Linked DNA regions of Mus musculus: region 1 is linked to region 2. Evidence: chromatin loops called from intact Hi-C (ENCODE). Cell type or tissue: left cerebral cortex. All regions are shown on one strand. Each heading gives the region's core, and the rest is flanking DNA. Links, peaks and the distances in the headings are about the cores only. Region 1 holds the start of Psg20 (pregnancy-specific glycoprotein 20). Region 2 holds the start of Psg16 (pregnancy specific glycoprotein 16).

The links. Peaks named below come from ENCODE experiments on the same cell type or tissue, not always from the same donor. Only the 100,000 strongest peaks of a DNase experiment are listed, where the experiment ranks them.
Region 1: a loop joins it to region 2, with 19 times the contacts of the local background. A loop is called at or near these places in 10 of 42 quality-filtered maps.

The regions. Positions count from the first base shown.
Region 1 is chr7:18,671,302-18,687,208 of GRCm38, reverse strand. It overlaps Psg20 (pregnancy-specific glycoprotein 20), which reads left to right and starts at 1,217. Exons shown (of 6, transcript NM_054058.1): 1 at 1,217-1,283; 2 at 2,436-2,792; 3 at 4,444-4,807; 4 at 4,965-4,969; 5 at 6,034-6,384; 6 at 12,560-12,843. The coding sequence starts at 1,217. The coding sequence ends at 12,843. In left cerebral cortex, for the core only: a CTCF peak has its summit at 7,175; a DNase peak (open chromatin) is centred at 7,199.
Region 2 is chr7:17,065,886-17,081,792 of GRCm38, reverse strand. It overlaps Psg16 (pregnancy specific glycoprotein 16), which reads right to left and starts at 7,753. Exons shown (of 5, transcript NM_007676.4): 1 at 7,493-7,753. It also overlaps the pseudogene LOC115486448. In left cerebral cortex, for the core only: CTCF peaks have their summits at 5,559 (motif pointing left) and 7,807 (motif pointing left); DNase peaks (open chromatin) are centred at 7,340 and 7,760; H3K4me3 peaks cover 411 bases; H3K27ac peaks cover 456 bases.

The sequences.
Region 1 (15,907 bases), core at 2,501-10,500, 1.6 Mb before region 2:
GTTCTCTGTCTCTAGCTACATATGCAGTGTTCCCACCATAGAACATTCTCAGGTGTCTGTGAATCAGGGAGAAGCTGATGTTAATCTTGGTCATTAGCTGCTCAAGGGGACATCATGTCCAAGAATTGAAAACAAGTGGACAATGAGATCTGACTCCAGAACTTTGCTGTGATTCTCTCAAGAATTTCTGAAGAATTTCACTACTCCAGGGCCCACTTACGAGACAGGAAGTTGTGTCTTTTTGTATGGGGCTTTCACTGAACACTCAGATAATTGTTTCCCTGAGCTAAGACCTTGCCTAGGAGACTGCTTTCCATTCCTGTCCCTACTAACTTGGATCTCCCTCCTTAGACCCTGCTCTGCTTCTTGTGTCTATGGACACCCCTCTCTCTGGGGATCCTGAGATTTCCCTTTCTCCTGGTAGGACTTATGCTGCAGGATCACCCAGACAAAGGGCATATGTGACCCAGGAGGACCACAGAGCAGTTGGGCTCAACCAACACACAGCCCTGACCAACCCATAATGCTGGAAGTTATCTGGTAACAGTCTATACGAGAGGAGCCCACAGTCCTTTACAAGACACACAGGTCACCTCTTCCTTTATACCAAGAACATGAAACTCCTCACACAGCTGCTACCTGGCATCTGTCTTGGGTAAGGAACTTGGCTGGTGACATTAGTGACAGAGGGTTTATCTTCATTCCCAGTCATCACACAACTGGTCCCTTCCAAATGTCACAGACATGCATGTCACCTTCCTGATGGAAAATCCCCCTTCCCAGAGCACTGAAGGAAGACCCAGGGCAGACTTGGTTCTGATCCGGGTCTGTGTGTCTCAGGGACACATTGGAAAGACAGAGGCTCCTTCTTTGATGCTGACAGACCCATATCGAGGAGTCAGCAGGTGTCAGCCCTTGGATGAGTCATTGTTCTCTGAGGATATGTCCATGTTTGTCAGCCTTGTTGTTCAAGGTCTTGTTGGAGAAGAAACATAAAGAGAGAAAATGTGAGAAAGATGAGGTGCAGTACTGAGAGTGGAAGTGACTGAGCAGTGCCCTGGACACAGACCCCACCACCCACAGCTCATAGGATTCTGGGAAGTGCTCCTGCCTGAGAGAACACTCAGCTCAGAAGGAGGAAGGACAGCAGAGGCCAGGTGCCTTGCAGGAGCTGAAGGTCTTCTCCTAGAGAAAGGCCAGTACAGTGAGAAGGGATATGGAGGTGTCCTCTGAGCTTCTTCTCAGCAATGGGTGTACCTCCAGGCAGAGGGTTCTGCTCACAGGTAAGTGTTCCAGCTATCTGATTGTGTGTGGGAAGGGAAACTCAGAAGCCAAAAATATTCTGTAGTGGAGGTGCCTAGAGAAGACTTGGGTGTCTGTAGTTGCAGTCAGGAAGATGCAGTGAGGAACAGAGGCTCAGCAGCAGGAAGGTCTGAGCAGACAGGAGCTAATGAGGGGAGAGAAAATCCTCAGATGCCCCTGTCCAAAATCAGTCACATTGGCTAGCATTGGAATTCCAATGGTCTCCATCTTGACAGGGTGAATCTCCAAAGAGGAGTCAAACCTGGGGGGGGGGCAGCAAGTTGGCTCAGTGTGTGGAGATATGCCAGGCTAAATTCATTCACCAGCTATAACAGGGTAGATGGAGATACAGGCTTCTGCAGGCTCTGCTCTGCCTTCCACACAGGTGTGTGTCATGCACCATCAATGAGAACACTAAGACAAAAGTCTTCGGAAACCCACACATACAGTACATAGTTATTAAATCACACTTGAACGTAATGATTGTCATTTGCTCCAAACCTAGGAACTGCAGAGATGAATCCATGTAGATATCCTTCCTTCCTCCTTTACTTCTTTCCTTTTTCCTTTCCTTCCTTCCTTCTTTCTTTCTTTCCTTCTTTCCTTCCTTCCTTCCTTCCTTCCTTCCTTATTTCGTTCCTTCCTTCCCTTCTCCCTTCCTTCTTTCCTTAATATTTCCTTTGTTTTTCCCTTCCTCTTCACCCTCATTATTTTCTGAGTTCTTTTCAGGAACTGAGCATTCCAAAAAGATAATTTTAATGGCTGTCTTCACAAAGCCTTTTCTAGTGAACCAGAAATCAGTGTATTCAGAGGAGAGTCAATGGTTGAATAGAGCTGCAAATAGAATAGAAAACAATTCAGAAAGTGAGGATTGTGTGCAGGAGTGGAGGAGAAGGAGTAGGAGGAAGAGGAGGAGGATGTTATAGAGTTCGTTCTCTTCACAACAGACACTCTTTATATGAAGAGTGATATGGGGACACCTGAGTAGAGGATTCCACAGAGCAGAAACGACACCCTCTGGCATGGAGATCATGTTACTCATGTCCATTATGGACACACACCTACCCATAGGCATAATGTGAAGGATGCTCACACCTGCTCATGATTGTTGGCTTATTTCTCTTCCCTTCTAGCCTCCCTCTTTACCTGCTGGCTTCTGTCCACCACTGCCAAGGTCACTATCCATTCACCGCTCCAAGTGGTTGAAGGACAAAACGTTTTTCTACGAGTTGACAATCTGCCAGAGGATCTTCTAGCTTTTGCCTGGTACAGAGGACTGAGAAATTGGAGGGTCGCAATTGCACTGCATTTAGTGGAGTATAATGCAAGTATGACAGGGCCTGAGCACAGTGATAGAGAGATATTGCACAGCAACGGGTCCCTGTGGATCCAAAATGTCACCCAGGAGGACACAGGATATTATACTCTTCAAACCATAAGTAAACATGGAAAACTGGTATCAAATACATCCACATTTCTTCAGGTGTACTGTAAGTAATTCTTTGTGAACTCTGGATGCTGGGTTGGGTCCCTCCACTAGGCACATAGAAGTGTCAGGCCTGGCCTGTGTCTCCTTTGCCTCTGCATTGTGTCTCCATGTTGGGGCTTGAGCAATTAGTGCAGGACACACATGGTGGAGAACAATGTCAGGTGTGCATAATCCCTCATTTGATTTCACCTTGGAAAAACCTGGATGCAGGGTGGGCAAGTCAGCCAAGGACATCAGCCTCTGTCTAGACTCTTGGGGTCCTTCATAGGAAACCACCCTTGAGAAAGTCCTTGAGGGAAGAAAGAAGGGCCAGTGGAAGCCATGGGCATCTTACAGAGCTGAGTACCAGAAACCCCTGACTCCACACCTCTGTTCCAGCCTCACCTCCTGTGGGCCCTGAGGAGCTTTGTGCTCGGGTGGGATCTTGACTTTCCATCTTCAGAGAAAAGGTGTTTGTTGTAGTCAATGTCTTTCTCCATGTGGAACCAAACTGTGTACTGCCATGAGAGCCAGGATTAGCCTGTGTCTCTTAGTCACCCTAGTGACCCAGAGGGAGACCACAGCAGGGCAGATTCCCAGGCCATTAACCCATTGTCCCGATGGGCTTATGATGAGCCTTCTAGGAAAGTCAGTTTCCCATCAGCAAGGGAGAAAGGACACAGATCCTACTGACAAGTTCTTTTCTTTTGAGGCCAGCACATTCTCTCCTATAAGGAAATAGAACAGGTGTCACTGATGTGGACAGTTCCCCAGACATGCGCTGCAGTCCCCACAGTGAAGAGCAGGCATAGCCTGGGGACACTCAGGGAACACTCAGAAACCTATATTTCTGAATGAGGACCTCACCTTGTATCCTGGCTTTTTTCTCTCCCTGTAGACCAGGAGGTCATTGACAGCCTCCTCAGACCTCTTAGCTGCTTCCTGTATCTGCCACCCTGTCAGGGGATCATGTTCACATTTCAGACATGCATTTTCCCTGTGGATGAAAGGGTGTCCCATGGGAATTACCTAGACAGAGGTTCAAGGCCTCCCAGTAAGGACTGGGAGCACAGGGAGCACTTGAGACACAGCTCAGCAGGCAGAAGGAAGTGTGAGCACCATCTTGAAACCCTGCATGGGATGATGGAGTCCAGCGCAGTCCTTATGGGACCCAGGTCACCTCCTCCCACACACTCAGGCCGTGGGCTCCTGACACATCTGCTCCTGGGCCTTTCTTCTCCCTCAGAATCCGGACTGTTGACTGCAGTGGAATGGATCTCTCTCCTTCCCCACTCACCATGCAGTTGGCCCTTTGGATCTCTCACACACATTTATCACCTTCCTCCTGAGAAAATCCCATCATTTCAGAACACTGAGAACACAGTGCAGACTGGGTGCCCAGCTGGGTTTGTGTCACAAAGGGATTGCAGAGGCTCGCTCTTCGTTGTTGACTGACCCACGATAAGAACACAGCACAAGTCCTCGCCTGTTTGAGCTTCTGTTGTCTCAGGGAACATAGATGCTCAGAAGGTTGTCAGTCACTGTGTACTCTGGAGGTCTGAAAGAATAGAGGGTAGATGGGTATTCCTGAGAATTTAGAGGGCATAGAATACAGAGCTACCCACATTCAAATAGAAAATTCCTAATATCGATGGATCTTTCTTCCCTTCTAGCCGCTCTTTTCACCTGTGGGCGTCCTACCTCCCCTGCCAAGCTCACTATTGAATCAGTGCCGCCCAGAGTTGCTGAAGGGGGAAGCGTTCTTCTCCTTGTCCACAATCTTCCAGAGTATTCTCAATTATTTTCCTGGTACAAAGGCTTGACTTTGTTTAATGAGGTTGAGATTGCTGAATACAAAATAGCCAAGAATTTAAGCGATCCAGGCCCTGCCCACAGCGGTAGAGAGATAGTGTTCAGCAATGGATCCCTGCTGCTCCAGAATGTCACCTGGAAAGACACTGGATTCTACACCCTACAAACTGTGAATGGATTTCGGGAAATGGAATTAGCACACATTTACCTTCGGGTGGACAGTAAGTGATTCTCTGTGATCCTTCAGTGCTGGGTGGGGCTTCTACCAAGAGCACTGTAACTGCTAGCATGGACTACCTCATGTCTGCATTTTTATCCCTATATTGGGGTTTGACCACTCTGTGCAGGACACACATGTAGGAGAGAAATGCCCATGCCTCAGACTCTGTCTTCTGACTCCCCCTTGTATCTCAGAGGACCTATGATGCCAGACTCCCCTGTCTGTTGAGGCTCTTGCAATGCACGTGAGGAAACCATGGAGTCCACACAGAGTGGTGATCACCGGGAAGGTCTGGCCTTGGTTGTCTGTCCCAGGCTTGACTTAAAATGTCCTGGGTTCCAATTTATTAGGACTTGACACTTCTGCTTTGAGCAGACAATGAGCAATGATTTTTGGCTGTCTATATCAATCCAGTGTATTTATCATCACTAAGCAGTAGAGTTTCATAAAAAAAAAAAACACAACAACCCCAAACAAAAAAAGCAACAGAAGAAATCAAAGTATCCCAGCATAGTTTTAGACAGAATGGAAGGGTGCTGCTTCCTGCCTGTCTCTTCACACCTTGCTCATCCTTATCTTATAGCAAATGGGATTATGAGTCCAGGGATGTAAATGCTCTCAGTGGACTGTTTCCTCCCACATCAATTACCAACCAGTTAAAAGATGTGCTATAGACCTGCCCAGTGGCCATTCTGGTATTTGTATTTTCAGTTGAGGCTCCCTGCTTCAAATGACTCTGGCTTGTGTCAAGTTGACATAAAGCCTGGCAGCATAATCCAGGGCCTGCTGAGAAGAGCAGCCTGCTCCAAGCCCTCACCCAGCCCTAGTCCTGGGGTCAGCAGGAAGAGCAGGAAGAACATGTAGAAAGTGAGGTCAGAAGCTGAGTGCAGGTACAAAGGAAATGGGAAAAGTCAGGAAGTGAATATGCAGGGTGTGCAGAGACCAAGGTCAGAGGGAGGCACCATCTCAAAGCCCAGTGTGCATGAGTGTGTGCAGTGTCTGACGCAGGGCAGTGAGGGGCAGCCATGGAGACACCAAGGAGAGAGCTCCATGCAGAGGAAATGACAGATTCTGTGGCACTGAGGGCTGTTGCTGACTTCCACCAGGTGGGATATACACACCCATGCCTGTACGTCCATGCTCAGTGAAGAATCCATCTTGTCAGGATGCAGGTCGATGTCTTTTCACCAGGCACAATGATCTATGTGATGACTTCTCCTTTCCTTTCCAGCCCCGTGCTGTGACCCTCCTGACTCTGCCCGACTCAGGATTGATCCAGTGACATGTCATGCTGCTGAAGGGGGAAGTGTTCTTCTCCAGGTCCATAATCTGCCAGAAGATGTGCAAACCTTTTCCTGGTACAAAGGTGTGGATAGCACTCCATACTTTAGAATTGTAGAATACAGCAAAGCGATGAAGTCCATTTTCAGTGGCTACGCACACAGCAGAAGAGAGACAGGGTACACTAATGGATCCCTGCTGCTCCAGGATGTGACTGAGAAAGACACTGGCTTCTACACACTATTAACAATAGACAGCCATGTGAAAGTTGAAACAGTGCATGCACAAGTCAACGTCCACAGTAAGTGACTCTATGGCTTCCCACTTCTGGGTGTGGCTTACTTTACTTCATACATTCACACTGAGGACTGGGCTGTTCCTGCTCTCTCCACCACTGCATTGTGTCTTCACAATGGCATTTGGACACTTAGTGCAGGGCACACATGGGGTGGTCCAACAGCATTAGATAAGAACCTCTCACCTGTCTTTTCATGCAGAGTTACCCATCCTGTGCTGGGTAAACTCAGCCCAAGAATGTCAGACTCAGCCTTGACCCTTGGGCCTCTTATTATGCCCATATCCCTGATATAGACTCCATGTGTGTCAGATAAGCCCTAGGTGAGGAAGCCATGAGTCCCCACACAGAGCACCAGGAAACCCTGGCTACAAATCTCTGTGATGGTTAGTCTCCAGGTGTCACTGGGAAATGTTTTTGTCATTGGTTGGCTTTGGATTCCTGCTACAGCTGACATCGTACAAGGCTGTCATTGCATATGTCACTATCCATTGCACTGTCATTAGAGCCACAGTTATGATATTTATCCTGGACATCATCATCAGAGACTCACCCAGGAATGCATAGCTGGACATGACAATCTAGTTTCGCAGGGCATTACTAGCTGTTTGGATGGCATTATGAGACTACAAAGGAAGGTCAGGATCTTCAAGGTGATGGACAAAGGACTCAGGTCCTTTAGGGAAGTGTTTGTCCTCTGATGCCCACCTCCTGTAATTCTTGCCTGCAGGCAAAAAGTTTCAGATTTGCTAACTGGAGAGCACCCAGAATGAGGTGCAATTCTGTTCCTGCACACTAGATGGTGCAGTAACTCAGCCTAAGACCTCAGAGTTGGCCCAGTCTCCTGAGGCTCTTGCCATGCTCAGAATGGCAGAAAACTCAGAAAAGCAATTTTAGGAACCATGCACTTAGGGTGTAGCCTGGCTCCATCCCTGACCCTATAGACTTCGAGTTCTTTTGTGCAGTCTTTCAGACCTACTACGCACATTACTCTGTCAGAGAATCCCAGCTATTCCTGGGAAATCCCATTGTGAATCACCTAGACAGAGGACAGCTGCCTCAAAGGAAGGACATGAGCAGACCCTAGGTGATGCTCAGGTAGCACAGGATGCTGAGAGTCCCTCTGAAACTCTCCTTAGGTTTATGGGGCCACTGTCCTCTCTCTAGGGTCTAGGTGACCTCCTCCTTCACAGCCAAAGGAAAGTCCCCACACAATTGCTCCTGGGTCTCATGACAATGCACCCTGACTGATGATTCCAGTGAGCATGGGTCTGTCCCTTTCCTAGACATCAGTCAGCAGGTCCCTTCCTAGTCCTTACAGGCATTTGTGTCAACTTCCTGCAGGGAGCACATTACAAGGCATTGAGGACAAAGGGCAGCTTAGGATCCTGTGCTGTAAAGGACACATTGTGAGAACACAGCAAGGGCAGTCCTGTGGTGAGCTGTTGCTGCCCCAGGGTGCAGAGATGATTATCAGCCTTGTGTTTGACCCCATTTCTGACAGCCCACAGCAAAACCCTGGGAAGGTCCTGCCTGGGCAGAGGCTGAGCTCAGAGGGAGGAAGACTGCAGAGCTCATGGGCAGTGCTGGAGCAAATGCTGTTCTCTACAGAGGGAGGGCAGTGCAGCTGCTGCAATCACGTTGGCCCACTGTGTACTTCTCTGCAATGCCGTGGTATTGTCTTCCGCTCACTGGTGAGGAGGGCAGTGCCTCACTGTGTGGGAGGAGGGGAGCTCAGAGACTTGCTGGAATCTCCTAAGGCAGAAGGATGAGAAAGGATCACTCAAGTTGACCTCTGACCTCCATCTAGGTGCTATGATCTGTCTGTAAGCTTACACTTATGATGCTGTCCACCTGCACCTGCACACACACTGCATACACATCCACATGGTAATGTGTGCTGGAGGTTTAACCAGTGTCAGTAGGTCCAAATATGAGAATTTCATTAGCACCTGGACATGCAAGATCTTTGGACATCTGTCTATCTACCCACAGGCATTTGAGGCTGTGTAGGTAGTGGACTTTCTTGAAATATTAAATTAGATTTTTTTCTAACAAGGCCCTAGGTGTAATGGGCTGGAAGACAGATCAGGAAGGCAATCTCAAAGTGAAGTCAGGTGCTGACTGGACCAGAATGGAGGTTGGGAGGTAAAAATAAAAACCCTGGGGTCTCTAGAAGAAGAAGTGAGAGATCTCTTGCCTGCAACCCACACTTTTTGAGGGAGAGCAACCTTGTGAGGACAGTGAGGGTGGAGACACATGAGGATAGAGTTCCCCACAGAGGAAGCAACATACAGTTAGGCCCACAAAGGGGATGGAGGGCTGTTGCGCGCACTCAACAGGCCAGGAAGAACGACGCTGCTACAGGATCCTTCTGCACACATTTATTCAGTCCTGTTTCTTCTTTCTCCATATATCTCCCTTGTTTATATCTCCCTTGTTTATATCTCCCCTGTTTATATCTCCCTTGTTTATATATCTCCCCTGTTTTTATATCTTCCCCTGTTTTTATATCTCCCTTGTTTTTATATCTCCCTTGTTTTTATATCTCCCCCGAACCCTGGGCCTCTCACTCTTTTATACTCTCAGTTCCCATCCACGCACAGCAGGTCACGCCACCTCACCAGGCACGCAGCTTCAGCTAATCAGGGCAGCAGGGGCAAATCTCCACCAAATTGGATTCACCTGTATCCTGGTACACCTGCGCAGCACTCAAGATGTTTGTGTCTTATATGAGGAAGTCAGGTGCAAGTCATATGACTTAGCTGCAGTCCCTGGCGCCTTTGGGACTGCCGCCACACTCGCTCCCCACAATTCCCCCTTTTTTCTTTTTTGGCAGAGAGAATGTCTGTAGATAGCCCCCCGCAGCCATGCCCCTTACCCGTCCTTGGGTGACAAACAGCATTGGTTTGATCCCTGTCTTAGGTTGGTGACATGCCCAGGGAGTCTTATCACTGACTACCTCTCAATCATGCCAAGCCACTCCTGGGGAGATTGTGTTTTGCTTGTGGCAGGTGCATCAAAAGGCCAGGATGTTACTTAACCTATGGCCAGATCTTAATTGCTGCAAGCAAGCCTCATGGGTGAAGGTAGAGGTCTGATCCCCAGTGTGCAAGCATAGGGGCCCTACACAAAACCATCCCTTAGGCTCATCACCCAGAGAGGTCTTGGCCAGCTCCCGTGTCGTTTTTCCTGAGGGAAGGGAACTAGGACACTGAACCTTCATGCAATCAGACATGCCTTCCACAGGATGCCAACAGCAGCTATCCTCTGTGCAGTGCTTAGCCTCGCACCCCACGGCATAACGCAGCATAATTTCTTTTAGAGCGGCAAACCGAATCTGAGGAGATTGTCCTGCCTCCACTGCAGCAAAAGCCTACGCTACCATGGCGAAAGTGCGGGCCGCACACTCTGCACCTAACACATGTGCCAAACACAAAACACACACACACTATAACAAGCATACATCCCAGGGCTCTCATCCCCACTCATCTTCCCTGAAGCAAGGGATAGATAGCCAGAGGGGATATCTCTTTAAGGGGAATTCAGGGATCAAAAAGGCATGGAAAAATTTGAACGTCATGTCGAGCTGGTATCGGCTTCTGGAACACCGAAAGGATCTCCCATCTCGGCTCCATCCTTTGTGCTTGTGGGATCATCCACCACATCCACAGGGGCAACTGGATCAGGAGCCTCATTCTTGCAGCGTCTCACCAATCTCTCCGGCACCCAAAGAGGTTCCATCTGGTCCTGTGGAAACACACAAACAGACCCTCTCGCCCACGTCAACACCTGATCCTGTCGATCCCCAGGGGGATGGACACAATACCTCGTGGTGATGAGACCATAACCTCAATCACCTTGTGTCCATCTGGGGAGTCAATACGCCAAATCTCTGGACAGAAGGTCCACCTATAGGTGGCTGCTGAGGAGGCATAGGGAGGAGGCACAGAAGCTAATTCGCCTTCCTCCTCCACCTCGGCTCTTTTATTTTGTCCTTTCTGTCCACCTGATAACACTGTGTCTCCTTTCTTTTTCCTTTTTCTTTTTAAGCCCTTCTCCTTTTCCGACATACTTTCTTGTTGCTCTGTAAGGATTTTCTGACCTGTCTTGACTGCCTCTACACACAGTTTCAAACAGTAACAGAGTCCATATATCAGAACAAACAAGACCAAAACTATCAGACCTACCCACAAAGGGTCAATGGGAGAAAAAAGCATAACTACACAGCGAGGATCTATTGATCACTACACTGAGCTTATCATAGTTCCTTAACTTGTCCCAAAGCCGGGAACCTTTCGTTACCTTGTGCCTGCTTCCTGGCAACTTTATGCTCGCCTCTATTTTATCCGAGGTCCTTCCCAAACTCCTGGGTTACTTTGTGCCTACTTCCTGGCAACTTTATGCTCACCTCTATTTTATCCGAGGTGCTTCCCAAACTCCTGGGGTCGCAAGTTTCACTCACCGTGAACTTACCCTGCCGGCAACCACTGACTGCTGAAAGTTCTGAACTCGGTGGGGGAGTCGGTTCCCCGTACAGGCCACCAATTGTCGCGCCCGCTCTCGACCAGCAAGAACGACACAACCACCAGTCCTTCTAACAGCAGTTTATTCAGTCTTCATCTCTCTTCTTTCTCTTCATCAGTACCTTTCCCCAGCTGAAGAGTTCTGAATCCATGCCGAATCCTTCTCAACAGTCTGTTTTATGGGAACCTTTATTAACCCCTTCTTCCCTGTGATGCAGTTCTGAATCCTCCCTGTAGCAGTGGGTCTTCGCTTGTGCCTGAAGATGTTTCTTGTCCCGGGTTTCGGCACCACTTGTTGCGCGCACTCAACAGGCCAGGAAGAACGACGCTGCTACAGGATCCTTCTGCACACATTTATTCAGTCCTGTTTCTTCTTTCTCCATATATCTCCCTTGTTTATATCTCCCTTGTTTATATCTCCCCTGTTTATATCTCCCTTGTTTATATATCTCCCCTGTTTTTATATCTTCCCCTGTTTTTATATCTCCCTTGTTTTTATATCTCCCTTGTTTTTATATCTCCCCCGAACCCTGGGCCTCTCACTCTTTTATACTCTCAGTTCCCATCCACGCACAGCAGGTCACGCCACCTCACCAGGCACGCAGCTTCAGCTAATCAGGGCAGCAGGGGCAAATCTCCACCAAATTGGATTCACCTGTATCCTGGTACACCTGCGCAGCACTCAAGATGTTTGTGTCTTATATGAGGAAGTCAGGTGCAAGTCATATGACTTAGCTGCAGTCCCTGGCGCCTTTGGGACTGCCGCCACACTCGCTCCCCACAGAGGGCATTTGCTCAATCCCTCTGACTTGTGCAGACAATCCCACCATCCTCCACTAAGTGATTGATCTAAGCTTCTCTGATCACATGACCCTGTCTTTTCCCCCCAAACAAGGCCTCAATATTGATGGATTTGTCTCTTTCCCTTCTATCTTTCCTTTAAGTCTGTGTTCCCCCTCCCTCCATGATCCAGCTCACTACTGAATCCGTAAGAGGAGCATCAGGAAGGCAAGGATCCAGACTCAACTCTAGTTGTCCTCAGAGACCTTCTCCTCAGGGCTAGCATTGGACTTCCTGTCAGAGCTGACAGGAAACAAGGCTTGGTTGAGTTTCCTAGTCCCACAGGGTGCAGGATTAGCTATTTACCTCCATTAATGCTGCAGTCATGTGGGTCACCTGTGTACCTCCTTCTCCTGACTCTCAATGGTTTGGTGCTAGGACAGAAGGCAACTGTTCTGATGGACTTAGGAGACTCAGATTAAAGCAATGTCCCCAAGGGTTGGGATAGAGATGACAGTTCTCCAGCCACCTCCTTATCCTCAGGAATCCAGCCTAGGGTAAGTGAAACAGATACTGCTGATGTGATGTGACCTCATCCCCAGGCCAGAACATTGCTCACACCTAATGTTAACTCATAGTCAGTGCAATGATCATGTACAGAGTGTCCTACTTCAGGTAAACTGAGGCACATCAACCTCAGTGGCTGAATCAGGATCATACAGTTTGTAGGTTGCAGATGCAAAACACAAGATATATCTATAGTCACAGCTCCAATTTCTCCTTCCTAAATGCTTTATTCAGTGTGAGCTATAGAGGGGCTGTTTGAGTTGTCTGAAAGATGAATATCATTTGGTCCCCCCTCTGTTTCTTTGCAGAGCTTGTGACACAGCCTGTTGTGAGAGTCACGGACAGCACAGTTAGAGTACAGAGCTCAGTGGTCTTCACTTGCTTCTCAGACAACACTGGGGTCTCCATCCGTTGGCTCTTCAACAATCAGAGTCTTCAGCTCACAGAGAGGATGACCCTGTCCCCGTCAAAGTGCCAACTCAGGATACATACTGTGAGGAAGGAGGATGCTGGAGAGTACCAATGTGAGGCCTTCAACCCAGTCAGCTCAAAGACCAGTCTCCCAGTCAGCCTGGCCGTGATGAATGAGTGACCCCTCCTCTCATGCTATATCAGGGTGGGGACATTTCTGTATTGAGATGTCCACACCTACCCACCCCTGCCAGTTACAGATTTCAATTCATTTGAATGGCCAGTTGGCCATCTCTCCCATCCCTCCCCACACCTGATCCTGAATCCCTCCATTTTCTCCCATATGCCCTCTCCTACCCAGTTCCCTCCCTCCATATGCCTCCTCCTACTATTTTCTCCCCTTCTATGTGAGATTCAAGCATCCCTCTTTGGGCTTCCAACTTTTTAGTTTCTTTGGGTCAGTGTAAAGTAGTGTGTGTATCTTGTATTTTATGACTAATATCCACTTATACGTGAGTACATATCATGCATGCCATTTTGAGACTGGGTTACCTTACTCAGGATGATATTCTCAAGTTCCATCCATGTGCTTTCAAATTAATGATGTCTTTGTTTTTAATAGTTGCATAAAATTCCATGGAGTATATGATACCACATTGTCTGTGTCTGTTCTTTCAAGCTGCTGGCAACTTCGATGCACTGCACTGCTCACTATAGATGCACAATGCAGCACGATGGGAAAATGCTCCATTTTTTTTCTGAATGGATATTGGCCTTCAAGGTTGTGATGAACCAAACTGAGGTTGACAGTTGTCTTAGTTAGTATTTTACTGCTGTGAACAGACACTGTGACCATTGCCAGTCTTAGAAAGGACAACATTAAATTGTGGTTGCCTTACACATCAGAGATTCAGTCCATCATCATTCATGTGGGAGCATGGCAGCATCCAGGCAGGCATGGTGCAGCAGAGATGAGAGTTCTACATCTTCATCTGGAGGCCGCTAGCAGAATCCTCACTTCCAGGAAGCTAGGGCTAGTGTATTAATATCCATAACCATAGTTACATACCTAGTCTAACAAGGCCACACCTCCAGTAGTGCCACTTTTTGGGACAAATACATATAAACAATCACATCCCACTCCCTGTTCTTCATAGGCTTGTCTAAATATATGAGTATACGGGGGCAATACCTAAACATAGGATAATCAAAAGTAAATTCATTCCAACTTCTCAAGTCCCCATAGTCTATAATAGTCTGAAATAATGTTAAAAGTCCAAAGTTTAAAGTTTCTCTTGAGATTCATCTAATCACTTAACTGAAGCCCACAAAGCAAGACAGAAAACCAGCTGGGCAGATTCCAAACTCTGCATCTCAATGTCTGATGTCAAAGTGGTTTTCATGTGTGCACTCCTTTTTAATTTGTGTTTCTGCAACAAACTTCTTTCTCTTGGGATGGTTCCACTCTTGTTAGCAGGTTTCTTCAGCAGATAGCCCCTGGCTGTGGCATCTCGAACATCTTGGGTCTCCACAGCAGCTTCAACGTTATAGCTTCTTATTTCAATGTCTGGGATCCACACATGGTCTTCTGGGCTCCTCCAAATGGCTAGCATCACATCTATAGCTATGCACTCTGCAGCAATCTAAACTCAGGTTGATCTACTCCAGTGCCACTGCTCTTCTTGGGTATCATCCTATGGTACTGGCATCTCCAATTCCCTGGGGTCTAGCACTGCAAGTAGGCTTCATCAATAGCCTCTTATAGCCTCTCTTCATGGTGCCAAGCCTCAAATTCTTTGCATGACCCATCAGTCCTGGGCCGTCATCTGTAACTGAGGCTCCACCTCCAGCAATGACCTTCCATGGCCTCTCACAGTGACAAGCCTCAGATGCTCTTCATGACCCCTTCATGCCTTCAAAACCAGTACCACCTGGGTGACTCTTACCTATTACCAATTACATCTGCAGCACATGGTACAACCTCAGCTATCTCTGGAACATAGCTTCTTTGTGCTCTCAGTAAACACTTTCCTGAAGATTTCAGCTCAGTGATGGTGGTGTCTTCTTAATGACTGCTGATTTCTTAGCTCCTGCTAACCAGCATCAATTGTCTCAGTAGTCCCTTCTACTTTTCAAACTAAAGCCAGAGCTACATGGTTGAAGCTGCCATGTTCTGATGCTTCTTGCCCCCTTTTTATTTTATTAACCAGCTTTCTCTTTTCTGATTTTCTCTCTGCCTAAGCTTGGCTTTCCTGGCACTGTCTCTGTAGATTGACCTTTAACTCAGAGATCAGCATGGTTGACTTCTCCTGTAATGCTGAGATTAAAGGGGTGTACCACCATGCTAGGATTAAGCTTTTCTTTACCTATAAACTGCCTTGTCCTGGGCTGGCCTTGGAGTCAATAATCTGTTTGCATTTGTGTCCTGGAGTTAAAGGTATTTCACTGTTCCTGAATATAAACTTAGCTGGGTAGGATCTTGTCCACAAATCTCTTAATATGTTATCTCCTAGAACATAGAATTCAATTCCATTTCACTTCCTGGTTCCCTTTTAATAAATGAACCATGGATTTTTATAGTTTTCCTCTGTCAGTTTCCTATGCTTTTTAAAAATGCTCTTCATGAGATGAAACCAGTTAACAAAGTCTATGATGGGCATTTCTGATTCTTTCTTTGTCAATGCAATGAATCTGAGTCTCTTCACCTTAGCCTCAGGCAGACTCTTTAGACAGGGTTTACAAGTAACCATATTCTTCACCAAAATATCACAAAACATCATGGACTGAAATTCTTCTCCTCTGAATCCTCTTGGTCCAGGTCAGTACAGTTGAAATTACTGCCAATAACAAAATCTTTCACATACCTACTAGGACAGCCCATTAATCCCCATTTAAATCCTTGTACTGTTTTCCAAATCTAAAGTACCCAAATCCACATTCTTTCAAAACAAAAGCATGGTCAGTCCTAGCACTGCAATACCCCACTCCTGGTACCAACTTCTTTCTTAGGGTTTTACTGCTGTGAACAGACACCATGACCAATGCCAGTCTTATGAATGAGAATATTTTATTGTGGCTAGCTTACAGGTTAGAGATTCAGTCCATCACCATTCAGGCAGGAGCATGACAGTATCCAGGCAGGCATGGTGCAGCAGAGCTGAGACTGCTATATCTTCTTCTGAAGGCTGCTAGCAGAATACTTACCTCCAGGCAGCTAAGTCTACACCCACATTGATACCTACTTC
Region 2 (15,907 bases), core at 4,541-12,540:
CCCCAGATGTCAAAAAGAACCGCAGACTGTTTATGGGATAATACGCATGTTTGTTCAGGTTCAACCTCTGCATTTGAGAGTTGAAGGGTCTAAATGACCTCTGTCTGTCTAGATGGTGTTCTGAAACAGCAGCAATCCATTGTATACACTGTGTCTCTGACACTGTGTGCAGAGCCTGGCAGGCTTTGATTGATGGCTATTACAAACCGTGCGAGTTCATGGCTGCCAAGCACAGTCACCCCTTTGTGTCAGTAAAAGGGGCAGAACAATTAAAACATTTTCTTCTTCATCTGCATTGTGCATCAATAGTGAGAGAGGGTACCAGCAGATTGAAACTGAGGCTAAGAGCTAAAGAGGTAACTTAGTGGTTAAAAGCACAGGCTTCTCCTTCAGAGGACATGGGTTCAGTTCCCACCACCATGGAGGGACAGAAGCCATATTGGAAAGGCTACAGTAATCAAGTTTTCTGGAGATGGACATTTTGCATGACTGCCATGGATGTGCTCTGAGAGGCAAGGGACCCCAGAGACTTCATCCTAGAACTGCTTCTCGCTGCTGATATGCCCTTCCTGCCACTATTACATAGCTTAATAATTCCCTGGGTATTTACCTACTCTGGGCAGATTTCCTGAAAAATTATTATAAAGGTGTACGTTCATGTAGTAGCACTGTTTAGACCAATTGATGACTTCATAATTCCTGATAATGATTTTATAGAACTCCTAAATTGATATAATTTATCTCAAGCCCCCTGTAGAGTAAGAGCTGTAAATCAAGCTCTGTAAACTTTCATGTATCATGAGCTAATTGCACAAGGAAAAGAAAAGAGGCTTGGTACAAATCTCTGAGGAAGGTAAACATTCCTTCTAGGTTAGAAATGAAGCCACTATCTGGTAACTAAAGGTCGTAAACTGGGAATGGACAATTTATTGTAGGTACAAAAACAGAAAATAAATGACTGACTAGTTTATACAAGACTTCAAAATAATAAGACACAACTATTGCTTTAAACTTATAATGAACTTGTGGAGCTAGAAAATAGGTAAATGTTTAGTCAGGTACTAGCCTTAATGGAAAAACATATAAACAATTCTGCTGTGACTCCTTAAACTTTGACAACCTAAGACATCAACTATTACTTTAAATTTACTACGAATCTAGGGAATGTAAAAGTGCGTAGAAAACCATGTAATCAAGTATCTTGCTATAATGCTTCTACATAACTGTATGAGGAAATTTGTTCCTGAGAAAGTATAAAAACTAAGAACAAAAATAAAGTGGCACATCAAAGTAAATGGAGAGAAGCTGGAAGCAATCCCACTAAAATCAGGGACTAAACAAGGCTGCCCACTTTCTCCCTACCTATTCAATATAGTACTCGAAGTCCTAGCCAGAGCAATTAGACAATAAAAGGAGGTCAAGGGGATACAAATTGGAAAGGAAGAAGTAAAAATATCACTATCTGCAGCTGATATGATAGTATATATAAGTGACCCTAAAAATTCCACCAGAGAACTCCTAAACCTGATAAACAGTTTCAGTGAAGTAGCTGGATATAAAATTAACTCAAACAAGCCTTTCTCTACACAAAAGATAAACAGGCTGAGAAAGAAATTAGGAAAACAACACCCTTCACAATAGCCACAAAATATATATATATATAATACCTTGGTGTAACTCAAACTAAGGAAGTGAAAGATCTGTATGATAAGAACCTCAAGTCTCTGAAAAAAGAAATCAAAGAAGATCTCAGAAGATGGAAAGATCTCCCATGCTCATGGATTGGCAGGGTCAATATAGTAAAAATGGCTATCTTGCTGAAAGCAATCTACAGATTCAGTGCAATCCCCATCAAAATTCCAACTCAATTTTTCAACAAATTAAAAAGGACAATTTGCAAATTCATCTGGAAAAATAAAAAACCTAGGATAGCAAAACTATTCTCAACGACAAAAGAACCTCTGGTGGAATCACCATGCCTGACCTAAAGCTGTACTACAGAGCAATTGTGATAAAAACTGCATGGTACTGGTATATCGACAGACAGAAAGACCAATGGAATAGAATTGAAGACCCAGAAGTGAACCCACACACCTATGGTCACTTGATCTTTGACAAGGGAGCTAAAACCATCCAGTGGAAAAAAGACAGCATTTTCAACAAATCGTGCTGGCACAACTGGTGGTTATCATGTAGAAGAATGCGAATTGATCCATTCCTATCTCCTTGTACTAAGGTCAAGTCTAAGTGGATCAAGGAACGCCACATAAAACAAGAGACACTGAAACGTATAGAGGAGAAAGTAGGGAAAACCCTTGAAGATATGGGCACAGGGGAAAAATTCCTAAACAGAACAGCAATGGCTTGCGCTGTGAGATCAAAAATTGACAAATGGGACCTCATAAAATTGCAAAGCTTCTGTAAGGCAAAAGACACTGTCAATAAGACAAAAAGGCCACCAACAGATTGGGAAAGGATCTTTACCAATCCTAAATCAGATAGGGGACTAATATCCAATATATATAAAGAACTCAAGAAGATGGACTCCAGAAAATCAAATAACCCCATTTAAAAATGGGGCACAGAGCTAAGCAAAGAATTCTCAACTGAGGAATATCGAACGGCTGAGAAGCACCTGAAAAAATGTTCAGCATCCTTAATCATCAGGGAAATGCAAATAAAAACAACCCTGAGATTCTATCCTATCCTTGCTATAGCTGTCTACATACAGAGAGCTAGAGCTAGGAAACTTGGTTCATTTTGAGGGTGGTGACACTAACCAATGACACAGATACTTAGCCTGGCCAGGATAGCCTGGCCTAGCCCAAGCACATACCGCCAGGCCCAGCATTGAACTAGAATGTGTTGGAGGGACTTCTCCCACCTAGAGAAGCTCAGGGTGATGGAGACACAGGGGACATCTCAGACTCAGGCTCAGTGAACACTTGAGTGTCCAGTGGGGCTGTTCTGTGTATTGTGGTGATGATGGATTGGGGCTCATGCACGCTACATGAGTACTCTTCTACTAACCTGCACCCTGGCTCTGGCTGGGACCTGCTTAAGGTTATAGCACAGATACTGTAGCCTTCTATAGACCAGGATTTCCCCTTCCCTCTGCTGACATCACATGTGGCTTTATGCCTCCAACTGGACCACCCCTAGGACCCCAGGACGCTATCCTCCTTCTGGACCATCACACCCTCCCACCTGGTGTTCCTTATCCAGCCCCTGCAATGCCAGATCCTGGCCCCACAGAGCAATATGCTACACCAAATTTGCCTTTGCCAGAGCTGCCTAGGCCATATGGTGCACCCACAGATCCAACTGCAGCTGGTTCTTTAGGTCCACAGAAATTCATCTCTTCTGGACCTTGGGCACCAGGAATTGAGAGGCAGCATCCTAATGTGCCAGGGCCATATCCCACTGTTCCTCCTCCAGTGTCAGGAGCACGGTGTGATCCGTGGGGCACTGTGCCACCGGGAGCCTGGAGACCACCAGCATCATAGCCTGGCTCTGCAAGATTATACCCCATGCCAGGACCCCATCCTGCTCTGAACAATCCTTACCCAGTACCTTCAGGACCTGCTGGTGCTCCACCAATGCCTGACAGTGGATGAAGAGATGGCGCATTGCTTTTTGAAGTACATGTGTATGCACGTGAAAGCATATATAATGGCTGTTTTCACTGTTGGTTGAGGGTGTTAGTGAAAGAACGTCTGCACCACAGTTCCTGCTTCATGTGTTTGGATTTGTAGAACATCACGTGGGTACAATCAGATAAAATGTAGAAGGGAATCATTCAAGTGTGGTTAATGTGATTATGTGTATTGAATAACATTTGAGAATATTTGCTTAAAGCATAGCTATGCCCTCAAAATCTAAAATAACATGGATTATAGTTGTTAGAATCTACAACTTAGTTGACAAATGTCTACTACTTTTTATAATCACCCCACCACCACCACAGCCCATATAACCAAGAACAATTACTTAATTGAAACATAACTCCTCAACATTTTGAGTTCCTTCTACCTAAACAAACCTGGTCCTCTTACTATATTTATCTACATTACTGCATTTGTGTGTGTGTGTGTGTGTGTGTGTGTGTGTGTGTGTGTGTTTACTAAGTTTAATTTAACCATTATATCCCAGATAGCACAAAATTCCTACCAAGATTGCATTGTGATCTAAGGACAGATTATGCTCTGACGGAGCTCTAGAAGAATGTTGGCAATAAATGCACATAAGAATTTTAAGGCTTACTGCGGTATTCAGACTGCCCATGCTGAATCCAGCCTCAGGAAGAAATAATGAAAATGGGCGAGATGAGTAAGGCAGCCACTGCTGAACTGTCACTGCCTCGGGTTCTCCACCCGGCCAGCCATCTGAGTAGCAGGGCCAGTACGCTGATGTCACGTGCCTTCTTAACAACCTAATTTGGAATTCAGAAATCATGATTTCCTTAAGGAAGCAATTACAAAAGGTGGTTCATTTCTATCATTGCATTATTTCTTTGTAAGTTAAACAAGTTACACAGGCAGGTTGTATTCTGAGCCTCGGTCCACATGTTACCATTACCAAGTCTTCACCTCCATGGGGTTAGGTCGATTGTGATTTGGGCTTGGGTAGCAGTTCTGTGCACACAACAGAGACAAGATGGCCCTCATGGGACCTCTGATCCTTGCAAAAGCCTCTTTCAACCATTGTGGTCACTCTAACCTCCTCCCCCAACCTTAGAGAATCAGGCAAGAACAATCAGGCAGATGCAGGAGGCTCTGAGTGTTCAGAGATGCTGGGCCCTGTGCTGCAAGGGAGAAAAGGTCTTTGTCACAGGTGAGCAAAGCTGCAGAGTTGATGGTACAGACCTAGGACCCAGTGTCCCTAGAGTCCCAGTGTCACCACCTACAGAGCAACATGAAGTCCTGTGCCCGTCCAGCTGCACTGACCTCCACAGCTCAGTCTGGGCCAGTATCCTCCAAAGCTGCTGCTCAAGGCTGTCTTAGAGATGAGTCATGGTGGCATTTCCCATTGTACTTCCACAGAGAGCCTCACAACATGTCCTCAAGACTTGATGTTCAAACAGAAATCCCACCCAGGAGACCAGGAGCAGCAGGTCTGCCATTCAGGTTAGTGTCCAAGCTAGGCCATCTGCTCATGTGTTTGATGATGATTTGCTGGAAGTCAGACAAACCCAAGGACTGCTCAGAGGCTCTGATCAAAAGATAACAGGAATTACAGGCCTCTGTCCTAGGTTTCAGTTCCTGGGAGCCCAGCTGTCTTAGGGTTTCCATTGCTGTGAAGAGGCGCCATAGCCAAAACAACTCTTAATTTAATCAGGGCTGACTTACAGGTTCCGAGGTTCAGTCCACAGGAGAAACAAAGTGCTGAGATCAGGATGTAAAATGAATAAATAAAAAGAGGGACTTAGAGAAATGGCTCAGGGGTTAAGAGCACTGACTGCTCCTCCAGAGGTCCTGAGGTCAATTCCCAGCAACCACGTGGTGGCTCACACCCATCTGTAATGAAATCTGGTGCCCTCTTCTGGCATGCAGGCAGGCATGCAGGCAGAACACTATACATAATTAATTAATTTTTTTAAGAAAAGAAAAATAAGATGCTTTTAATAAATAAAGTGTTAAAGTTTCCTTTTTGGACTGGCAGTTGGTGGTTGCTGAGGGTAGCTTATTCATGAGTAGTCAGTTGAGTTATGTTAGGTGATTAATAAACACCTCTCCTGAATGCCAAAGGGCTGAGAGGCACCTGAAAAGATGATAATCATCAGGGAAATGCAAATCAAAACAACCCTGAGATTCCATCTCACACCAGTCAGAATGGCTAAAATCAAAAATTCAGGTGACATCAGATGCTGGCAAGGATGTGGTAAAAGAAGAACACTCCTCCATTGTTGGCAAGCTTGTACAACCACTCTGGAAATCAGTCTGGCGGCTCCTCAGAAAATTGGACATAGTACTACTTGAGGATCCTGCAATACCTCTCCTGGGCATATACCCAGAAGATGTCCCAACTGGTAAGAAGTACACATGCTCCACTATGTTCATAGCAGCCTCATTTATAATAGCTGGAAGCTGGAAAGAACCCAGATGTCCCTCAACAGAGGAATGGATACAGAAAATGTGGTACATTTACATAATGGAGTACTACTCAGCTATTAAAAACAATGAATTTATAAAATTCTTGGGCAAATGGATGTATCTGGAGGGTATCATCCTGAGTGAGGTAACCCAATCACAAAAGAAGTCACTTGATATGCACTCACTGATAAGTAGATACTAGCCCTAAAACTTAGAATACCCAAGATACAATTTGCAAAACACAAGAAAATCAAGAAGAAGGAAGACCAAAGTGGGGATACCTCGCTCCTCCCTAGAATAGGGAACAAAATACCCATGGAAGGAGTTACAGAGACAAAGTTTGGAGCTGAGACAAAAGGATGGACCATCCAGAGACTGCCCCACCTGGGGGTTCATCCCATAATCAGCCACCAAACCCAGGCACTATTGCATATGCCAGCAAGATTTTGCTGAAAGGACCCTGATATAGCTGTCTCTTGTGAGACTATGCCGGGGCCTAGCATCCATAAGTGGATGCTCACAGTCAGCTATTGGATGGATCACAGGGCCCCCAATGGAGGAGCTAGAGAAAATACCCAAGGAGCTAAAGGGGTCTGCAACCCTATAGGTGGAACAACAATATGAACTAACCAGTACCCCCAGAGCTCGTGTCTCTAGCTGCATATGTATCAGAAGATGGCCTAGCCGGCCATCATTGGGAAGAGAGGCCTCTTGGTATTGCAAACTTTTTATGCCCCAGTACAGGGGAACTCCAGGGCCAAGAAGTGGGAGTGGGTGAGTAGCGGAGCAGGGTAGGGGGGAGGATATAGGGGACTTTTGGGATAGCATTTGAAATGTAAATGAAGAAAATATCTAGTAAAAAGTTTTTTAAAAATAAAATAAAATAAACACCTCTCCTGGTAGGCCTTTACAGAGAGCGATGGCACAGAGAAGTCAAGACTAGGGAGGAAATCAAGTTATTCACACGCCTCAATCAAAATGGAGGAATTGTATGAATCGATTAGGCCTTTGCTGATCTCTTTCGCAAAGTCATCTTGGTTTTAACTGTTAGAGGATGGGAATGAAAACAGACTAACTTGAGTCAGGTGTGCGAGGCGACAGATGGCCACAGTACTCGCCTGAGAGGAGACTACCACATCCCAGACGGGATTCAAAAGTGCTAAGCGATTTGGGCTTTATTATCTAGACAGCAGTAGCAGCTGCCTGAGGCCACACGCTGAAACGCACATGCACACGCGCACGCACATGCGCACGCACGCACGCACACACACAGAAAAAAAAGCTGTGGTTTACAGATAAGCCAAATAAACAGCCACTACAGCAAAGCCCACATGCTATCTTACTTACATTTCTCCCACCCAGAGCCGCCCTTGCCCAGCGTCTCCATGCTGTATACATACCCACCAGCTGGTCACTTGCTGGTATCTAGGTCATCAGATGATTGAAGCCAGGGAGTCAACGAGCTCTTGCCCTGCTTTTTCCTGGTTTCTCTGTGTTTAAAACGGTGAAGTCGGGTGGAGCCAATAAACACTTCATAATTCCTGGACATTGACCAGAGACCACGTAGATGAGGCTGGCTTCCCACTGGTCACCCTGTCCACCCACTCTCATAATGATACTGCAAGTATCAAGACTCCCAAAATGTCCTCATTTGTAAGCGCCACCACCTATTGTACAAAAGAGCTCAGGTGCTGGAATGAGCTCGCCACCTAGTGGACACTCTGGGCTATGGCTGACACAATGCAAATAGGAGATTGGGGCATTGGTCGGCCCTGGACTGTGGAATGACTTATGACAGCAAAAACAAGAGCACCTTAAAAGCAGCCCAGTTTTCTTGTGTCTTTTATTGTGAGGAAAGGACAGTCAATGGCAAAAACAGTCCGCAGCGTTATAAAATGGTGCATCAGACAGAACCTGGAACAAGATGGAATGGGGAGGGGATGTGAGGGGGACCTTGTTAGTAATAAACAATGTCTTCAGTAGTTACTTATGTGAAGTAGAATTAGGAGTTGGCAAGATGGCCCAACAGTAAAGAATACATGTTACTCTTACAGAAAACCCTGCTTCAGTTGCCAGCATCTCCGGGGAAGCTCACAACCATCCAGAGCTCCAAGACCTCCTCCGACACTCTCTTCTGGCTTCTTCTGGGGCAGGGCACGTATGTGGTTCTTGGACACACATGCAGGAAAAACACTCATACACATAAAACAAAAATAAAAAATCTTTGAAAAATAAAAGAGTGGAATTAAAATCCCATTGTCACTTAGGCTAGGCACCAGCTTCAAGGATGAACAAAAATCAGAGCTGGGGATGTGGTTCAGTTGATGGAGCACTTAGAATAAATAGACTATTTTAAGTTAAGATCTAGTCAGAGAAGAGCCTAGCTATATGGCCAAGGTGTTGGTAAATATATTTTGAGTCTGAGTCTTATTTTAGGGAACATGGGACTGGGAGGAAGAACCATCAAACTTCTACAGGGCATAGTGGTACATGCCTGTAATCTCAGCACTTGGGAGGTGGAGGCTGGAGGATAGGGGCTTCAACATCATTCTCATCTATACAGTGAGTTGGAGGCCAGCCAGGGCTACCTTAGAGAGACCTTGTTTCAGAAATAATAATGATTCTGAGTGAAGTAACCCAGACCCAGAAAGACAAATGGCATGTGTTCTCTCACATTTGTGGGTGCTAGCTTTGAATCTTTACATATGTGTGTTTAAATTGGGGTACCCATAGGGTCAGGAAAATAGTAAGTAATAGTCTATTTATTCTAATCTACATTACCTGTGCTCAGGTCTTGTCACATCTTCTTAGGCAAGTCTCCCGTACCTGTTACTATCCCAGATCCTTTCTGCCTCCAAGATGTCGCACCTCCTATTTCCTGCCTAAGCCAGAAGCCACCAGATTTTTATTGATAAGTGCCACATCTATACAGACACAAGATATTCTCTCTACAGTGCCGTTTTCATTCCTTGATGATGCTATCTAGGGCCTCTTCCATGCTGGGAAAGTGCTCCATCAACTGAGCCACATCCCCAGGACCCAATGAGAAGACCAATCCTAAGGATAATAGGTAAAGGGCCAGCAAATATCTTCACAAAATTATACAAGGAAACTTCCCTAACCTAAAGAAAGAGGTATCCATGAAGATAAAAGAAGACTACAGAGCTCCAAATTCCTCCCGTCACATAATAATCAAAACAGCAAATGCACAAAACAAAGAAAGAATATTAAAAGCAGTAAGAGAAAAAAAGTCAAGTAACAAATAAAGGCAGGCCTATCAAAATTACACTAGATTTTTTTACCAGAGACAATGAAAGCCAGAAGATCCTGGTCAGACATCATACAGACACTAAGAGAACACAAATGTCAGCCCAGGCTACTATACCCAGCAAAACTCTCAATTACTATAGATGGAAAAACCAAGATATTCCATGACAAAGACAAATTTTCACAATATCTTTCCACAAATCCAGCCCCACAAAGGAAGATAAAAGGGAAACTCCAACACAAGGAGGTAAACTACACCCTAGAAAAAGCAATAAAATGATCTTCTTTTTAACAAACCAAAAAGAAGATGGCCACATAAACATAATTCCACCTCCTACAACAACAAAAAAAAAAAAAAAAAAAAAAAAAAACAGGAAGAAGCCATCACTTTTCCTTAATATCTCTTAATATCAAAAGACTCAATTCCCCCAATAAAAAGACATAGACTAAAAGACTGGGTGCATAAATAGGACCCAACATTTTGCTGCATACAGGAAGCCCACCTCAGTGACAAAGACAGACACTACCTCAGAGTAAAAGGCTGGGAAACAATTCTCCAAGCAAATGATCCAAAGAAGCAAGCTGTAGTAGTCACTCTAATATGGAATAAAATTGACTTTCAACCAAAAGTTATCAAAAAAGATAAGGAGGGACACTTCATACTCATCAAAGGAAAAATCTACCAAGATGAACTCTCAATTCAGAACATCTATGCTCCAAATGCAAGGGCAGCCACATTCATTAAAGACACTTTAATGAAGCTCAAAGCACACATTGCACGGCACACAATAATAATAGGAGACTTCAACACCCCGCTCTCATCCATGGACAGATCATGGAAACACAAAATAAGCAGACTCACAGTGAAACTAACAGAGTTATGAACCAAATGGATTTAGCAGATATTTATAAAACATTTAATCCGAAACAAAAGAATATACCTTCTTCTCAGCACCTCACAGTAATTTCTCCAAAATTGACCGTATAATTGGTCACAAAACAGGCCTAAACAGATACAAGAAGATTGAAATAATCCCATACATCCTGTCAGATCACCACGAACAAAGGCTGGTGTTCAATAACAAGAAAAACAACAGAAAGCCCACATACACGTGGAAGCTGAACAACACTCTACTCAATGATAACTTGGTCAAGGAAGAAATAAAGAAGTGAAAGACTTTCTAGAGTTTAATAAAAATGAAGCCACAATATACCCAAACTTATGAGACACAATGAAAGGAGTCCTAAGAGGAAAACGCATAGCTCTGAGTGCCTCCAAAAAAGAAACTGGAAAGTGCACACACTACCAGCTTGACAGCACACCTGAAAGCTATAGAACAAAAAGAGGTGAATACACCCAAGAGAAGTAGACAGCAGGAAATAATCAAACTCAGGGCTGAAGCCAACCAAAGAAAAACAAAAAGAACTATACAAAGAAGCAACAAAACCAGGAGCTGGTTTTTTGAGAAAATCAAAAGATATAAAAACCCTTAGTCAGACTAAACAGAGGGCACAGAGACAGTACCCAAATTAACAAATTCAGAAGTGAAAAGGGAGACATAACAACAGAACCTGAGGAAATCCAAAATATCAACAGATACTACTACAAAAGGCTATACTCAACAAAACTGGAAAACCTGGATGAAATGGACAATTTTCTAGACAGATACCAGGTACCAAAGTTAAATCAGGATCAGATAAACCATCTAAACAGTTCCATATCCCCTAAAGAAATAGAAGCAGTCATTAATAATCTAACCAAAAAAAGCCCAGGATGGGTTTAGTGCAGAGTTCTATCAGACTTTCAAAGAAGACCTAATTCCAATACTCCTCAAACTATTCCACAAAATAGAAACAGAAGGTACTCTACCCAATTGGTTCTATGAAGCCACAATCACTCTGATACCTAAACCACACAAAGACCCAACAAGGAAAGAGAACTTCAGACCAATTTCCGTTATGAATATCGATGCAAAAAATACTCAATAAAACTCTTGCAAACTGAATCCAAGAACACATCAAAATGATCATCCATCATGATCAAGTAGGCTTCATACCAAGAATGCAGGGATGGTTCAGTATACATAAATACACCAATGTAACCCACTACATAAACAAACTGGGAAAAAAACACATGATCATTTTATTAGATGCTGAAAAAGCATTTGACGAAATCCAGCACCCCTTCATGATAACAGTTTTGGAAAGATCAGGAATTCAAGGCCCATACCTAAACACAGTAAAAGCAATCTACAGGAAACCAATAGCCAACATCAAACTAAATGGAGAGAAACTTGAAGCAATCCCACTAAAATCAGGGACTAGCCAAGGCTGCCCAATTTCTCCCTACCTATTAAATATAGTACTCAAAGTCCTAGCCAGAGCAATTAGAGAACAAAAGGAGATCAAGGGGATACAAATTGGAAAGGAAGAAGTCAAAATATCACTATTTGCAGATGATATGACAGTATATATAAGTGACCCTAAAAATTCCACCAGAGAACTCCTACAGGTGATAAACAACTTCAGTAAAGTGGCTGGATATAAAATTAACTCAAACAAATCAGTGACCTTCCTCTACTCATAGGATAAACAGGCTGAGAAAGAAATTAAGAAAACAACTCCCTTCACAATAGTCACAAATAATATAAAATACCTTAGTGTGACTCTAACTAAGCTAGTGAAAGTTCTGTATGACAAGAATTGCAAGTCCCTGAAGAAAGAAATTGAAGAAGATCTCAGAAGATAGAAAGATTGTCCATGCTCATGGATTGGCAGGATTAATATAGTAAAAATGGCCATCTTGGTGAAAGCAATCTACAGATTCAATGCAATTCCCATCAATATTCCAACTCAATTCTTCATAGAATTAGAAAGAGCAATTTGCAAATTCATCTGGAATAACAAAAGACCCAGGATAGCAAAAACTATTCTCAACAATAAAAGAAGTTCTGGGGAAATCACGATCCCTGACTTCAAGCTGTATTACAGAGCAATAGTGATAAAAACTGTATGATATTGGTACTAAGACAGGCAGGTAGATCAATGGAATAGAACTGAAGACCCAGAAATGAACCCACACACCTATGGTCACTTGATCTTTGACAAAGAAGCTAAAAACCATCCAGTGGAAAAAAGACAGCATTTTCAACAAATGATGCTGGCTCTACTGGTGGTTATCATGTAGAAGAATTCGAATCGATCCATTCCTATCTCCTTGTACAAAGCTCAAGTCCAAGTGGATCAAGGACCTCCACATAAAACCAGAGACACTGAAACTAATAGAAGAGAAAGGAGCCTCGAGCACATGGGCACAAGGGAAATTCCCTAACAGTCTATGCTCTAAGATCAAGAACCAACAAAGGGGACCTCATAAAATTCCAAAGCTTCTGTAAGGGAAAGGAACTGTCAATAGGACAGAAATAGCAACCAACAGCTTAGGAAAAGGTTTCTACCAACCCTACATATGATCGATATATACAAAGAACTCAAGAAGTTAGATTCCAGAGAAGCAAATAACCCTATTATAAATGGGGTACAAAGCTAAACCAAGAATTTTCAAATAAGGACTACTGAATGGCTGAGAAGCACCTAAAGAAATGTTCAACATCCTTAGTTATCAGGGAAATGCAAATCAAAACAACCCTGAGATCCCACCTCACACCAGTCAGAATGGTTAACATCAAAAACTCAGGTGACAGCAGATGCTGGCAAGGATGTGGAGAAAGAAGAACACTCCTCCATTGCTGGTGAGATTGCAAGCTTTTACAACCACTCCGGAAATCAGTTTGGCTGTTCCTCAGAAAATTGGACATAGTACTACCTGAGGACCCAGCAATACCACTCCTGGGCAAATACCCAGATGCTCCAACATAAAATAAGGACACATGTTTCACTATGCTCACAGCAGCTTTATTTATAACCAGAAGCTGGAAAGAACCCAGATGCCCCTCAACAGAGGAATGGATAGAGAAAATGTGGCACATTTACACAATGGAGTACTACTCAGCTATTAAAAACGATGAATCTGCCAGGTGTGGTGGCACACATCTTTAATCCCAGCACTTGGGAGGCAGAGGCAGGCGAATTTCTGAGTTTAAGGCCAGTCTGGTCTACAGAGTGAGTTTCAGGACAGCCAGGGCTACACAGAGAAACCCTGTCTCAAAAAAAAAAAAAAAAAAAAAAACGATGAATTCATGAAATTCTTAGACAAATGGATGGAACTAGAAAATATCATCCTGAGAGGTAACCCAGTCACAAAAGAACACACATGGTATGCACTCACTGATAAGTGGATATTAGCCCAGAAGCTCAGAATACCCAAGATACAATTCACAGACCACATGAAGCTCAAGAAGAAGGCAGACCAAAGTGTGGATTCTTCAGTCCTTCTTAGAAGGGGGAACAAATTACCCATGAGAGGAGTTACAGAGACAAAGTGTGGAGCAGAGACTGAAGAAAAGGCCATCTAGAGACTGCCCGACCTCGGGATCCATCCCATATACAGTCACCAAACCCAGACACTATTGTGGATGCCAACAAGTGCTTGCTGACAGGAGCCTGATATAGCTGTCTGAGAGGCTCTGCTAGAGCCTGACAAATACAGAAGTGCATGCTCACAGCCAACGTTGGACTGAGCACGGGGTTCCCAATGGAGGAGCTAGAGAAAGGACCGAAGGAGCTGAAGGGGTTTGCAGCCCCATTGGAGGAACAACAATGTGAACCAACCAGTACCCCCAGAGCTCCCAGGCACTAAACCACCAATCAAAGAAAACATATGGAGGGCCCCATTGCTCCAGCCTCATATGTAGCAGTGGATGGCCTAGTTAGTCATCAATGGGAGGAGAGGCCATTGGTCCTGTGACGGTTCAATGCCCCAGTGTAGGGGAATGCCAAGGCCAGGAACCGGGAGTGGGTGGGTTGGTGAGCAGAGAGAGTGGGGAGAGGATAGGGGATTTTCAGAGGGGAAACCAGAAAAAGGGATAACATTTGAAATGTAAATAAAGAAAATATCTAATAAAAAAAAAGAAATAGAGCAAAAAAAATAAAAGAAAACTGGAAACTTTTTAAATTCATCTACCTTTATTTTATATGCATTGGTGCATTGCCTGCATGTTTGTCTATGTGAGGGTGTCAGAATTTGGAATTATGGACAGTTGTGAGTTGCCATGTGGGTGCAGGGATTTGAACCTGGGTCCTCTGGAAGAGCAGTCAGTGCCCTGAATCACTGAGTCAAACTGAAAGTTTTAAATTACATTTATTTGCATATGTGTGTGAGACAGACAGGCAGGCAGGCAGACAGACAGATGAAAGAGAGAGAGATCATATATAAAAGTCAGAAAACAAATTGCAGAAGTCTGTTCACTCTTTCAACCTTAATTGAAGTGCTTGGTGTCAAACACTTTTGACAGCTAGGATATCTCTACAGAGCACCCTCCAAAGATCTTAAAATATAAAATCAATCCATTAAAAATATGTTACTGGGGGCTGGAGAGATGGCTCAGCCGTTAAGAGCACTCACTGACTGCTCTTTCAGAGGTCCTGAGTTCAAATCCCAGCAACCACATTGTGGCTCACAACCATCTATAATGAAATCCGATGCCCTCTTCTGGTGTGTCAGAAGACAGCTACAGTGTACTCACATAAATTAATATATATATACATGCATACATATATGCATATGTGTGTATATATATATATATATATATATATATATGTTGTATATATATGTTACCGATGTGAAGTATGCAATTATTCACAGCCAACTAGACAGGCACAGGCATCAGCAGAGTCATACCAACTCTGACCACCAGAGGGCACGCCAGGTTTAGTTAAAGCTCCATTGCTTGTGGGTTTGGCTTCCCAAACTCCTTTACATCCTTTTAAAGTATGGAGGACTCCTAAAGTAGGCCATATGAAATGGAGAAGTTGGGCATGGTAACCCACTCCCAGCACTTGAGGGTCAAAGGCAGGAGGATCAAGAGTTCAAGGTCAGCCTCTACAAGAGTGGTTCTCAACTTCTGAGTCACAGGAGGGGCAGGGACATCAAATGATCCTTCCATAAAGGTGGCATGTCAGATATCCTGAATATCAGATATTTATGTTACAATTCCCAACAGTATCAGAATTACAGTTATGAAGTAGCAGTGAAGATAATTTTATGATTGGGGGTCAGCATGATTGAGGGACTGAATTAAAGGGTCACTGCATTAGAAAGGGTGAGAGCCACTGATCTAGGATTTAGTGAGTTCAAGGCCAGCCTGGGCCAAAGTGATCACACACACACACACACACACACACACACACACACAAAGGAGCTTAAACAGAGATGCCCTGCATGGTGGATCCATGAAAATCCCATGCCAGGTGCAGGATACCTCCCTAGGGTCTGTTGGCTACAGGGTCCTTAAAAGCCCCAAAAGTGGTAGAGGCTTGTCATTAGCCACCCATGAGAACTAGACAATAAGGCCCTGCTGCAGAAGACACAGAGAAATCAAGCTGGAAGTGATATGGAAGCGTCCTTCCTGCTGGCTAGAGTTCACAGTGCT